2 separate regions of the Mus musculus genome follow, and region 2 is linked to region 1. Evidence: chromatin loops called from intact Hi-C (ENCODE). Cell type or tissue: left cerebral cortex. All regions are shown on one strand. Links, peaks and the distances in the headings refer to the core of each region. The heading gives the core; the rest is flanking DNA. Region 1 overlaps Me1 (malic enzyme 1, NADP(+)-dependent, cytosolic). Region 2 holds the start of Me1 (malic enzyme 1, NADP(+)-dependent, cytosolic).

The links. Peaks named below come from ENCODE experiments on the same cell type or tissue, not always from the same donor. Only the 100,000 strongest peaks of a DNase experiment are listed, where the experiment ranks them.
Region 2: it touches region 1 in a loop (6-fold over the local background); 3 of 42 quality-filtered maps call a loop at or near these places.

What each region holds. Positions count from the first base shown.
Region 1 is chr9:86,624,257-86,629,638 of GRCm38, reverse strand. All of the region lies in intron 6 of Me1 (malic enzyme 1, NADP(+)-dependent, cytosolic), which reads left to right. Among named protein-coding and RNA genes, the nearest start is that of Rwdd2a, 55 kb to the right of the region's middle. In left cerebral cortex, for the core only: no CTCF peak of the experiment used is centred there; DNase peaks (open chromatin) are centred at 1,362, 1,662, 2,483, 4,710 and 1 more place; H3K27ac peaks cover 4,416 bases.
Region 2 is chr9:86,692,832-86,698,213 of GRCm38, reverse strand. It overlaps Me1 (malic enzyme 1, NADP(+)-dependent, cytosolic), which reads left to right and starts at 2,300. Exons shown (of 14, transcript NM_008615.2): 1 at 2,300-2,541. The coding sequence starts at 2,464. A330041J22Rik (RIKEN cDNA A330041J22 gene) reads right to left here and starts at 2,772. Exons shown (of 3, transcript NR_045835.1): 1 at 2,512-2,772. In left cerebral cortex, for the core only: no CTCF peak of the experiment used is centred there; DNase peaks (open chromatin) are centred at 2,071 and 2,830; H3K4me3 peaks cover 1,840 bases; H3K27ac peaks cover 1,519 bases.

The DNA.
Region 1 (5,382 bases), core at 269-5,268:
GGAGTATTAGCTAGCTGACAGCCATGGGAAAGAAGGAGGGGTGCTGAGCAGAACACACAGTAAGTGAAAGCAGATGCGCTCACGGGGGGGACTGTGTTCTAAAGCAGACGCTTCTGGGCTTCTGAGTTGACATGTGGTGGTGGCTCACTTTGGACTGGGAAGACAGGATGGGTTTTTTCTCTTCCCACCACTTGTTGCAGACTGTGAAATCTTTGTGTGCGCTAAACTACACAAGATATTTTCCTAAACCTACAGAGAACATTTCTCAAGTGTTACAGGTAAGATTTTTTAATGTGTAATTAGAATTTTATTTAGAAAATATTATGAACAAAAATCGAAGAAAATACAAATCATAGAGACACAAGATTTTAGAATACAGGCTGATTAGCAACTGAAAAGCAATCACATTGGAGCAACTTGTTACTACCAAGTATTTTATTTGGGATCATACTGCCTTTTCTCACCTTCTGGGTTAACACCTCTTGTCATGCATGCACATCTAGAAAGCCATAACCAGGAAACATGACAGGTCATGGTTTCATACATCACAACACTTAATGACAACTCTCAAGATGAATAAGATCACACTGAGCAAACCGTAATGATGTGTATGTGTCAGGAGTGTTCACCTCTCTAACTGTGATGCAGTACTGGAATAGTTCACTTTAGAGACGAAGCTAAAGGACAGGGAAGCTGAGTAACTGCCGGGGCTGTGTGACAGTGAGCGGAGGAGCTGAGATACCGCTGATGCCGTTCAAATGGAGGCTTACACTCTAACAGTCACTCTGGTCTCAATGGGTGTTTTCATCAAACCTGCTGAGAGTTGTCCCTTAAGAGATGCATGGGTAGAGGCTGAGCCATGAATTCCAGCACTTGGGAGGCAGAGGAGGAGGCAGAGGCAGAGGAGGCAGGTGGATTTCTGAGTTTAAGGCTACCTTGATCTACAGAGTAAGTTCTAGGACAGCCAGGGATACACAGAGAAACCCTGTTCAAAAGCAAGCAAGCAAACAAACAAAAAATCAAACAACAACAAAACCCAAAAAGACAAAAAGGAGAAAAGAAAAACAAACACAGAGAGAGAGAGAGAGACAGACAGACAGACAGACAGACAGACAGACATTGATGGTAACTTCTATGAAAGATCAAGTGTGGGTTGATTTCAGCCAGCATTGAACATTTGGAGGAGAAAACTGGGCAGGGAGTGCCTCAAACTGTGATATATGTATGTGGCAGATTTCAGACAGCACAGTAGGGATTTCTTGACCAAAGAGAGGCTCCTTAGATGAGTTCCATGCTGGGTAGGAGCGATGCTGGCCCCATTCCCAGTGCTGGGCCTAGCAACTGCCTGACGGCTCCTCAGGAAGACGGCTGGGCTCGAATGCGGCCACGGATCTTACATGCATCAGGGCATGAGAAGTGGGGGTGGGAAGACCAATTCAGGGTTGTTCTAGCTATGTAATGAGTTTGAGATCAGCCTAAGATACATGACACCACATCTCAAAAACAAAACAAATAGAAGAAAATGCCTTATAGCTGGAGATGAGGTTCTGATATACTCCATGGTAAGTTCTTTGATGAAGGGCATTCTGAGGCTGCCTAGCATCTTAGTGCCATTCACAGATACCAGATGCCAATTATATCCACCAGATTTCCAGAAAAGTGAAGGCAGAGAACACAGATGCTAGGATGCAAAAGCCAATTTTTCACAGTGCTTTTAGGAGGATACATCCATGAGTCACTGTAGGATTACAGTGAAGTTACTAGCGCAGCACTTTGTACCCAGGGAAACTCCTCCTTAAGAAGACATGAGCAGGCATTTCACAGCAGCATTGTTTATAGAACGAAAAGCTGACAATAGTTTAAATTGACGTGAACAGGCGACTGGACTGAATAAGTTGTCACACATTGCAGTATGTAGTGATATAGCACAGAGCTAGTGCTTCATGCAGCCACTTGGGTACACCACAGGAAGACATCTTAACTGCTCCTCTTATGTTATTATTAATAGCACCATTGGATGTCATTCAATATTCATCTTCTCTGTGCAAATTACCCAAATATATAGATCTTAAAAGTGATGCTATACTGTTTGGGAATATAGAATAGCATTTCAAAAGGATGGGGCTCATCTTTTTATCCTATTCTTTTTTTAAAAATTAGGTTTGTTTATTTACCTATGTGTTATGAGTATTTTGAGTGCATGTATGTACATATGTACCACACAAGCTTTGGGAGATAAATAAGATACAAGTGATAATCTTGGCCTTGCTTGTCCCAACATTTTCACCTGTAGATCAATGATAGCATATTCCTCAGGGCTAGGTCAGGAGCTTCACCTACATCTGGCTGTCTAGCACTGAGACAACTCTGAACTCATACATTCTAACTGCGCATAACAGCTTATTTTGCTCCTGTATCTCATCTACTTCTCTTCACCCACTATTTGTCTTCTGAACATTCCTCAGAGCCATCTGTTTCTCTCTGTCTGTACTCTCATTTCCAGATGGAGAGTTGGGATCTAGCATCCACCTCCCGAGGAAACCCCCTGGTCTACTCTTGCCTCTCTTTGGTGCACCCATACCCTGATTACAGTGCCCTAGTGTTAGTGCTAATTGATCACAGCATATTGCTGCTTCGTTCACTCCCATGGATCAAGGATGAACTTCTTTAGCACAGACTAAAGGCACAGCATGATCCAATCCTATTTACCTTCTATTCTTAATTCTTGCTTTGTTTCCTTCCAGACTGTGTGCTTTTAGTCATTGTTAATTTACTTTTCTTTCTAGACTGTGCCATAGATGTAGTTAATTCTAGCATTAAACATATTTCCTCTGCCTCCAGAATTCTCCTTTCTCTTAGAAGTCTCCCCTGGCTCAGGCTTCAGCAGCCTTTTGAGGGCCTTTTTGATGCACTTGTCCTGATCTGCACCTCGGTGCCCTGCATTTCCACAGAGGTGGCACGCACACATGCCACACTGAAATTCTCTGTCACTATGTGCTCTAAGTGGGGGCAGGAGGGGAAGGAGCATGTAGCAGCTGCTTAGAGGACATTTGACAAATAAGGAAAGAAAGAAAGGCAAGGTTTCTTTAGGGGGATAACAGGAAATAGCTAAGTTCTTACTATAAAAAGGGCCCCCTTTTAAGAAAGATGATTAAGATTTAATGTAACATGTTCTCAGTGAGGAAGGCATTCTGCTACTGAAGCCTTAAGAGGAGATACACGGATGATTGAAAGTGGATGCAGGAAGGACACAGTGGATAGTTACAATGTAGTCTTTTATACTGCTCTGCTTACACAGAAGCATCAAGAAGTAACAGTTATAGTATTGTTGAAGGAATGGTAAGACAGTGACAGGACTATCTACCTGTGAAACAAACAGAGAGCTGCAACTAGAGGCATTTCCTGGTGAGTGTGTAAGAAGTGAGCTGGGCTCTTCTTACATACCAGGGTGCATGGGATGTGAAGGTGCATGGCCGGAGAGAACTCGGATCACCCATGCTAGCATTCAAGACTACTCAATCTGAAACTGAACGTTATTACCTTTTATTTATTGACTTTTTTGTATTGAGGAGGGGTGTACTTTTGGTGCAGTGCATGTGTGGAGGTCAGAGGATAACTTGCAAGCATCCTTTTCCAGCTAAGACTCAAGTTAGAAGTGAACAAAGAATAAATGGGGGGTGAGGGTCCCAGATCTGTGCTAGCAGATGCTAATAATACTACTTTGAAGGAGTTCAGAAGATGAACGGTAGATTTCAGATTACAACCGGTCTGGAGTGGCTCAGCAAAGAAAGGCCCTCCCCACCAAACCTGATGACCTGACTTGAGTCTTCCCCAAGGCCACACTTAAGTCTCCCTTGCTTGATGACTGGTTTCCCTAAAGCCTTTACTGGGCTCTCTGTGTGCTATTGAGTTTGACTTAACCTGGATTTTAAAGCCCAGGACCCATGCCTGCTGCCTAAGGAAGTACTTAGCTTCTTTACACTGAAATATTCTCAGCCTCATTGATTGCTTTTAATCTAAACCTCTTTTAAGGTTTGTTCTGCTCATGTGCTTTGTCTATCTAAAGAGTCTATTTCCCAGTCAGCATTTTAAGGGCAAAATTTATATTTCTGTTTGCTGCTATATTTATAAAGTATCTTCCTTAATATATTATCAAAATGAGTCATTTGGAATAAATCTCCCCACCCCCAAGGAATTAATCCGATATGAAGCACCGTAGCTCTTGGACACTGTGTAGTGCCATACACGTAGCACATCCTACAACATGATTTTACCCTGCCGTTCAGAAAGAGCGTGCACGATCAAGTCAGTTACACGACCCCTCAGTGTCTTAAGATCAAAGAAAGACTACTGTTTTCATCAGTGTTTGTCCACGTATGCCTGGTTTTGAGATGCCTGGTGTGTTGAATGCATACAGATGTCATCTTGCAGATGCCTGGTGTGTTGAATGCATACAGATGCAATCTTGCTGATTTCGTGATAAAGTTCTGGGTGTAGCTCAATGTCAGAGTGCTTGCCCAACACGTGAGTTCCCATGGCCTACCGTCAGCCCAGATCTAACCGCACAAGCAGTGTGAGCTCACTAAATGCTCGGTCTTTAGTCATAAGGAACTCTAGCTTCTACATCTGTAAAATGTAATGACAGTGCCTTCCTTGCTGAATTGCTGAGAGAATTAAATTATATAATCCCTCTGAAATGTGGACCATACCATCTGGTGCTTAGTCAGTTCTGGCCACAGCCATTACTCACTGAAGTAAGGTGGTTTCCAGACTTAACACACCACAGAGAACACAAGCTCCAGAAGTTTTACATGTCCGTTTTGGGGTATTTTTGTTAGCTTTTCAAACTATATATACCTGCTATTTTATGCCAAATTTTGATTATAAAATAGTAGGTTCTTTTCACAGTTACGTAGAGGTAGATTGGCTAATTCCTAAGCATTCCATTGCTCCTGATTTCTTGGCATCTAGCAACTTGAAGCTAGAACAAAGCGTCCCTTCTGGGACGTTCTCTTTATTCCATGGTGTAGGATACCCATTGCAAGATGAATCCTGAAAGCCTCTTTCTAAATCTCTAGGACTGATCAGAGCTAACTACCAGGTAGGAAATGTCACAAAATTAAAATGAGTGTGTGGCATCTTCCTGAGGATGAGTCTAAAACAGGCGCATGAAAATGATAAGGTGCCCTGTGTGCCGATTTACTACCTAGGACTCTCCCCAGATGGCACGGTGGAAACCCTGTAGATTTATAGCTTCACTACACCATGTCCTGAACACGAAGGCAAACCACACCGGAGGGACTCCATTTCAACCACAGAGAAACTGTAACAAGCCCCAAACCACCAGACTGAGTAAGTAGTAGATCCCGGAATAGAGTTGAG
Region 2 (5,382 bases), core at 61-5,060, 69 kb before region 1:
GACTATTGCTAATTGCTGCCACAAACAAGCTATTGCTAATTGCTGCCACCAAACAAACAAACAAAAGAAAGAGACTTGCTAATTGCTGAAATACACTCTATTCTTTTCCACAGTTTAGATGATGTGATTATCTATATCTTTTCTTGCATATTGACTACCCTTTCAAGCTAATGTTCATGTGCTGGTAACCCTATCTGAAGGTTAGTATATGGTCTGTATATTCAGTACACGAGGTCAAACCAAGAAGCTCACTCATGTTTAAAACAAGTGCTTTCCCAAGGAGCCACATCTCTAGCCTCTATTTCAACATGCCTTTTGTTTTTCAAGATTTATTTTCTGCATATAAGTGTTTATCTGTGTGTGTGTGTGTGTGTGTGTGTGTGTGTGTGTGTGTGTGTGTGTGCACTCCAGTGTCTGAGGAAGCCAAAAGAGGGCGTCAGATCCCCTGGAGCTAGATGTACAGGTAGTTGTAAGCCATACCGCTTGGGCCTTGGGACCTGGACTTGGGTCCTCTGCAGCAGAGCATCAAGTGTTTTTAACTGCTGAACTCTTTAGCACCTCCCCCCCCCCTTTTTTTTGTTTTGTTTTGTTTTGTTTTTTTTTTGTTTTTCGAGACAGGATTTCTCTGTGTAGCCCTGGTTGTCCTGGAACTCACTTTGTAGACCAGGCTGGCCTTGAACTCAGAGAACTCAGAAATCTGACTGCCTCTGCCTCCCGACTGCTGGGATTTAAGGCGTGCTCCACCACTGCCCCCTTTTAACATTCTTTACATTATCAATCATTTACAGGGTGGCATTGAAACCCCAGTTTCTTACAAGGTAATGAAAGCAAAGGAGGTTGATTGTTTTTAATCTATATACTTGTTTTTCTGTGTTCTTGGCAATAAAATCTAATTCTACAAATGATTAAAAAGACTGAAAAGTTTGTGCTCTAGTCAATATTTGGGAAATAGGTTCTTTTTAGACTTTTTTTTGGAAGTGTGTATGACTATACAAAATAGCTCCTTGGGCTGCTCACCATCCAAGATGACTGGCGCTGTCAGAGAACAAGTAAACAGACAAGGAAAAGGAAGCAGCTTTACAGGTCCTGGAGTTCCTGAAATGTTGGCTTGGAGGGAGAGGTCACATGCTCCTTGGGCTTGTTCTATATTGGCGATCCTTGCTATAGACCTTAAGTCCCACAGCAATGGACAAGCAACATCTCTAAATTTAAGTCATAAAAGCTTCATTCTACTAAAACTGTTGGAATTGGTTTCTCCTGGAAATTTGTATCTTCCAGGTCTGCTGTTAAACTGTTTTTGACTCACACAAAGCATTATAATTGCAATGCGCCTCATCTAATTTAGGAGAGGGAGTTTTGTAAAGTATACCCCTTTCTCAGATGTTATGAGGTAAATTATTTATGGGTTGTAAAACTCACAATGAAAGGTGTCATGTTAAGTACAAGAAATGTTTTTGAAGAACTGTGCAATGCTAATATAATGCTTTCTATAAAATAACTGAGTCTAGATAATTTAAAAGCCAGGCCAAAGAAACTTCTGAATTCAAGCATAGCCTAAAAGCTATCGTTGTACTGGTAGAGTAAAGTAAAATAATTAGAAAACATTTCACAGGTATCTAGGCAATATATAACCCCATAACCATTCCTCAGTGTTTAGGCGAATACCATAGAATCTGGCCATGCGATTACACTAAAAAGAAAAGGCTTTGGTGTCTGAAGGCTGCTTGATTGTTCTGTTCTGTTTTAATCAGACATCCCTGAGTGGCATGGGACTTACTTCTCCAGTCCTTTAATCTTTAAGTAGAAATATCAATAATGCAACCACAGGGTTTGAATACTGGAAGACCTTTTATTCTCACCCTCTTTCCTCAAAGAAGAAACCATATAGTCTTGCAAAAATGAACATCTTGGTTTCCAGAACGCTCAGGGGAGTCCTTCTTAAGCTCAATAGGTCTGATCACTGGACCCGTGTACTCTTAACACCTCTTCTCTTATCGCGTTCAAAAGAAATTCCCCTCCTATGCTATTCAGATACAGGCGGGGAGTCGCCCTCTCGCCCAGTGCCATCGAGGCCTGGACTTTCTGGGTCAAAGTTGATCCCCCTCCTGCATCAGGCCCCGGGGGCATGGCTGGCACCCAGGACGTTGGGGTTAGGGGAGGACAGTGGACGAGCCGAGGAAGCGAGGCGGCCCGCCCCTCACCCGTCGGGGCCCAGGTCTCTCGCTTGGCGTTCACCAGCCTGGCCGGAGCCCCGCCCCCGCCCCCTCGCACGGCGGCTCGGCCGATGCCGCCGTGACTCAGCGCTTCTCGCGGGCCGCCCGGCCGCGGCGGCGGCGGCTAGGCGCGGGCTCCTCCCGCCTCGCCACCCCCTCTCGCCACCCACGCCCGCCCCCGGCCGCGGGGCCTTCCGTCGCACGGCCGCCGCCCGCCGCACTCCGCGTCCGCCCCGCCACCGTGCCAGCCATGGAGCCCCGAGCCCCCCGCCGCCGACACACCCACCAGCGCGGCTACCTGCTGACGCGGGACCCGCATCTCAACAAGGTGAGCCCCGCGGCCCCGAGAGCCGCCCTGTGCCCGCAGCCGGCCGCTGGGCCGCGGGGACCTGCGTGCCACCGAGGGGACCGTCCCACCCGGGAGGCCACTGCGGAGCCGGCGCCCTCGCCTCTCAGCATCCCGATGCTGGACCCCGGGGAGCGATGTAACTTGTGGTCCGCTCTTCTTTGTCTGCCCCTTTCCCATCCCGGGAAGGGCAGTGTGGACCAGTGTGGGAATCGAGCGTTTTCCGTGAGGGTGGCAGGCGGGCGGCCAGCTCAGCCGCGACGTGCCTTCCCGGTCCAGGTGACTGGACTGGCAATGACCGGAGGCTGCTGTGGAGACAAGTGGTCCTACCGGTCCTGCCTTGAACAGAGATGGCCTCTGAGTGCCTGGGATCCCATCCACAAGATGTGGGGGCTCCAGGGCCTCTTGGCTTCTGGGATGACATTGGTTGTATGGTGTGGGTGGTTTCTTGTTGAACCCTACGTGCATGCCTAGGTGGGAAAACTTACATGATACGGCGGTACAGTCATTTATTTTATTTATTCATTTATTTTCCTTTCTAAATTCTGACTTTTGGAAAGTTATTATTTTTTTTTAAACCAGTCCTCTTTTTTTCTTTTCTTATTACAAGGAAATTCAATGTATGCCCCAGATCAGAGTTCCCTTTTCTCATGCTGTGATATCTCTCCTCCCACCCTATACCCAAGATCTCCCCTAAATGAGAACATTTTAGAAATGATCAGTTTGCTTTTGTAAGTAACTAGGTCTTATTTTATAGTGTGGGTGGTTGTTAGAATGGTGTGTGTGTGTGTGTGTGTGTGTGTGTGTGCGTGCGTGCACGCACGTACGCACATATGTGCATGCACGTGTGTGCATATCTGATTTCCTATTTCTTCAGTATGTGGAGAGTGACATGAGTGTCAGCATGGAGGCCTGTTAAGTCTTTTAGGGTATCACTTTAGTGAACCTCCTTTTTCGTTAAGAAGTGTACCTCAGCATTTCTCTCTAGTCATGTTATGGGTGACTTGTGCTCATTATTAATAACTTAAACACGTGTGATTATTTTGCGCATTATAGCTAGTTTGAGTTTGTAATTTTTTTATGACTCTTTTTTTTTTTTTTTTTTTTTTGGTTTTTCGAGACAGGGTTTCTCTGTGTAGCCCTGGCTGTCCTGGAACTCACTCTGTAGACCAAGCTGGCCTCGAACTCAGAAATCCGCCTGCCTCTGCCTCCCGAGTGCTGGGATTAAAGGCGTGCGCCACCACGCCCGGCGAGTTTGTAATTTTTTTGTAGTGACTTCTACAAATCTTTATTTGATTATTTATAGCTATGTAGTGTAAACATTTTAAGTTTCCTACTTATTTTTCCTTCAAAATCAATGTAATTGCTAGTTTGAATTTTTTTTCTTCCTATTTTATTATCCTGTAGGTCGAGGACTATTTTCACTAGAACAAAGGTAAACTTTGGTGTGACAAAGCCACTTGTGGCTCTCACGTGTTACCTGCCTGTCCTGACTTATGACGAAATCATGGGTCGCCTTGACAAGATCACACGAGTAGCAGAACCTGTTTGATTTTCTTAAGTCAAGGTTGAAATGTTTGTTAAGAGTGGGTAGACAGGCCAGCCCATCCCATCCCATAGCAAAGGCATACTTTACTGGGTTTGGAGTCTCCTGCTAACCTGTAACAGTTGATACCCACTGTAGAAACGATACTGTCACAAAGATCTTACACCAAAGGTAGAAAAGTACAGTCTTAATGTGTGCACACATTTTACCTGCAGTGTATCAAGTTGGATTACAAATCTGGGTCATCTTGGGACAATCAATAGAAGGAACTTTACTTACTCAGCCCTGGGGTCAGCGTGATGCCTGTGGCATTAACATCATCTGCTATATACTCAAAAGTCCCCTGTCTTTGTTATTAGGACAGAATTCTTAATTTAATTTAATTTTTTAATGTTGAGATGACCTGACTCCAAGGGGATGCTAAAGTCAACAGTGCTTTCTAAATTTCTCCTAGCAGACGAGCCTAGCCTGTCACCCGCTATAGGAATACTCGTTTAGCCACACTAAGGAAGAGTTTGACGATCCTACCTTTGGGTGACCGAGACATGCTTAGTTAGTATTATGTCCGTACATTTAGGTATGGATGAAAACATCTTTTGTTGCTGAGGAAAGTGGCTCGGTGGTTAAGAGTGCTTGCTGCTCTTGCAGAGGACACGGGTTCAGTTCTCAGCACCTATCTCAGGCAGCTCACAGCTAGAGGCACCCACAAACAACTTGTATATGTACACAAGAGAGTGCGTGTCCCCCACACCACAGAGAGAGAGAGAGAGAGAGAGATCTACCAGTTAGCATTTTATTCACATTCTCCTGTTATTCAAATCCTTATAGTGCTATTTCCTGTTATGTTGAATGTAAATTAATGTTTTACTATCTATCCTAGATGTGTCTAACTCCCAAACTTAGCCTTTAGCTTAAAATATATTGAAGATTTTCTTCTTTTCATTTTTGTTGTGACTCCTAAAATTAAAATGATATTAATTGATTTAGTAATCATTTCCCTAGGGAAGCCTTTCCTAATTATCTTATTCTCACTATGATTTAATGCTTACACTTATACACTAAGGTGCTCCATATTATTTTGTACTTACTACTTCGTCAGTTATTTGTTTATTTATTTAGTGCAGTTCTGATTGTGTAGCTTTGTCTAGCCTGGAGGGAATTGACTATCTAGACCAGGTTGACCTTGCACTCATAGAGAGGTCTGCCTGCCTGCCTCTGCCTCCTAGTGCTCAGATTAAAGGCATGCATCACCCCAGCAACTGCAGGGAGCTTTCACA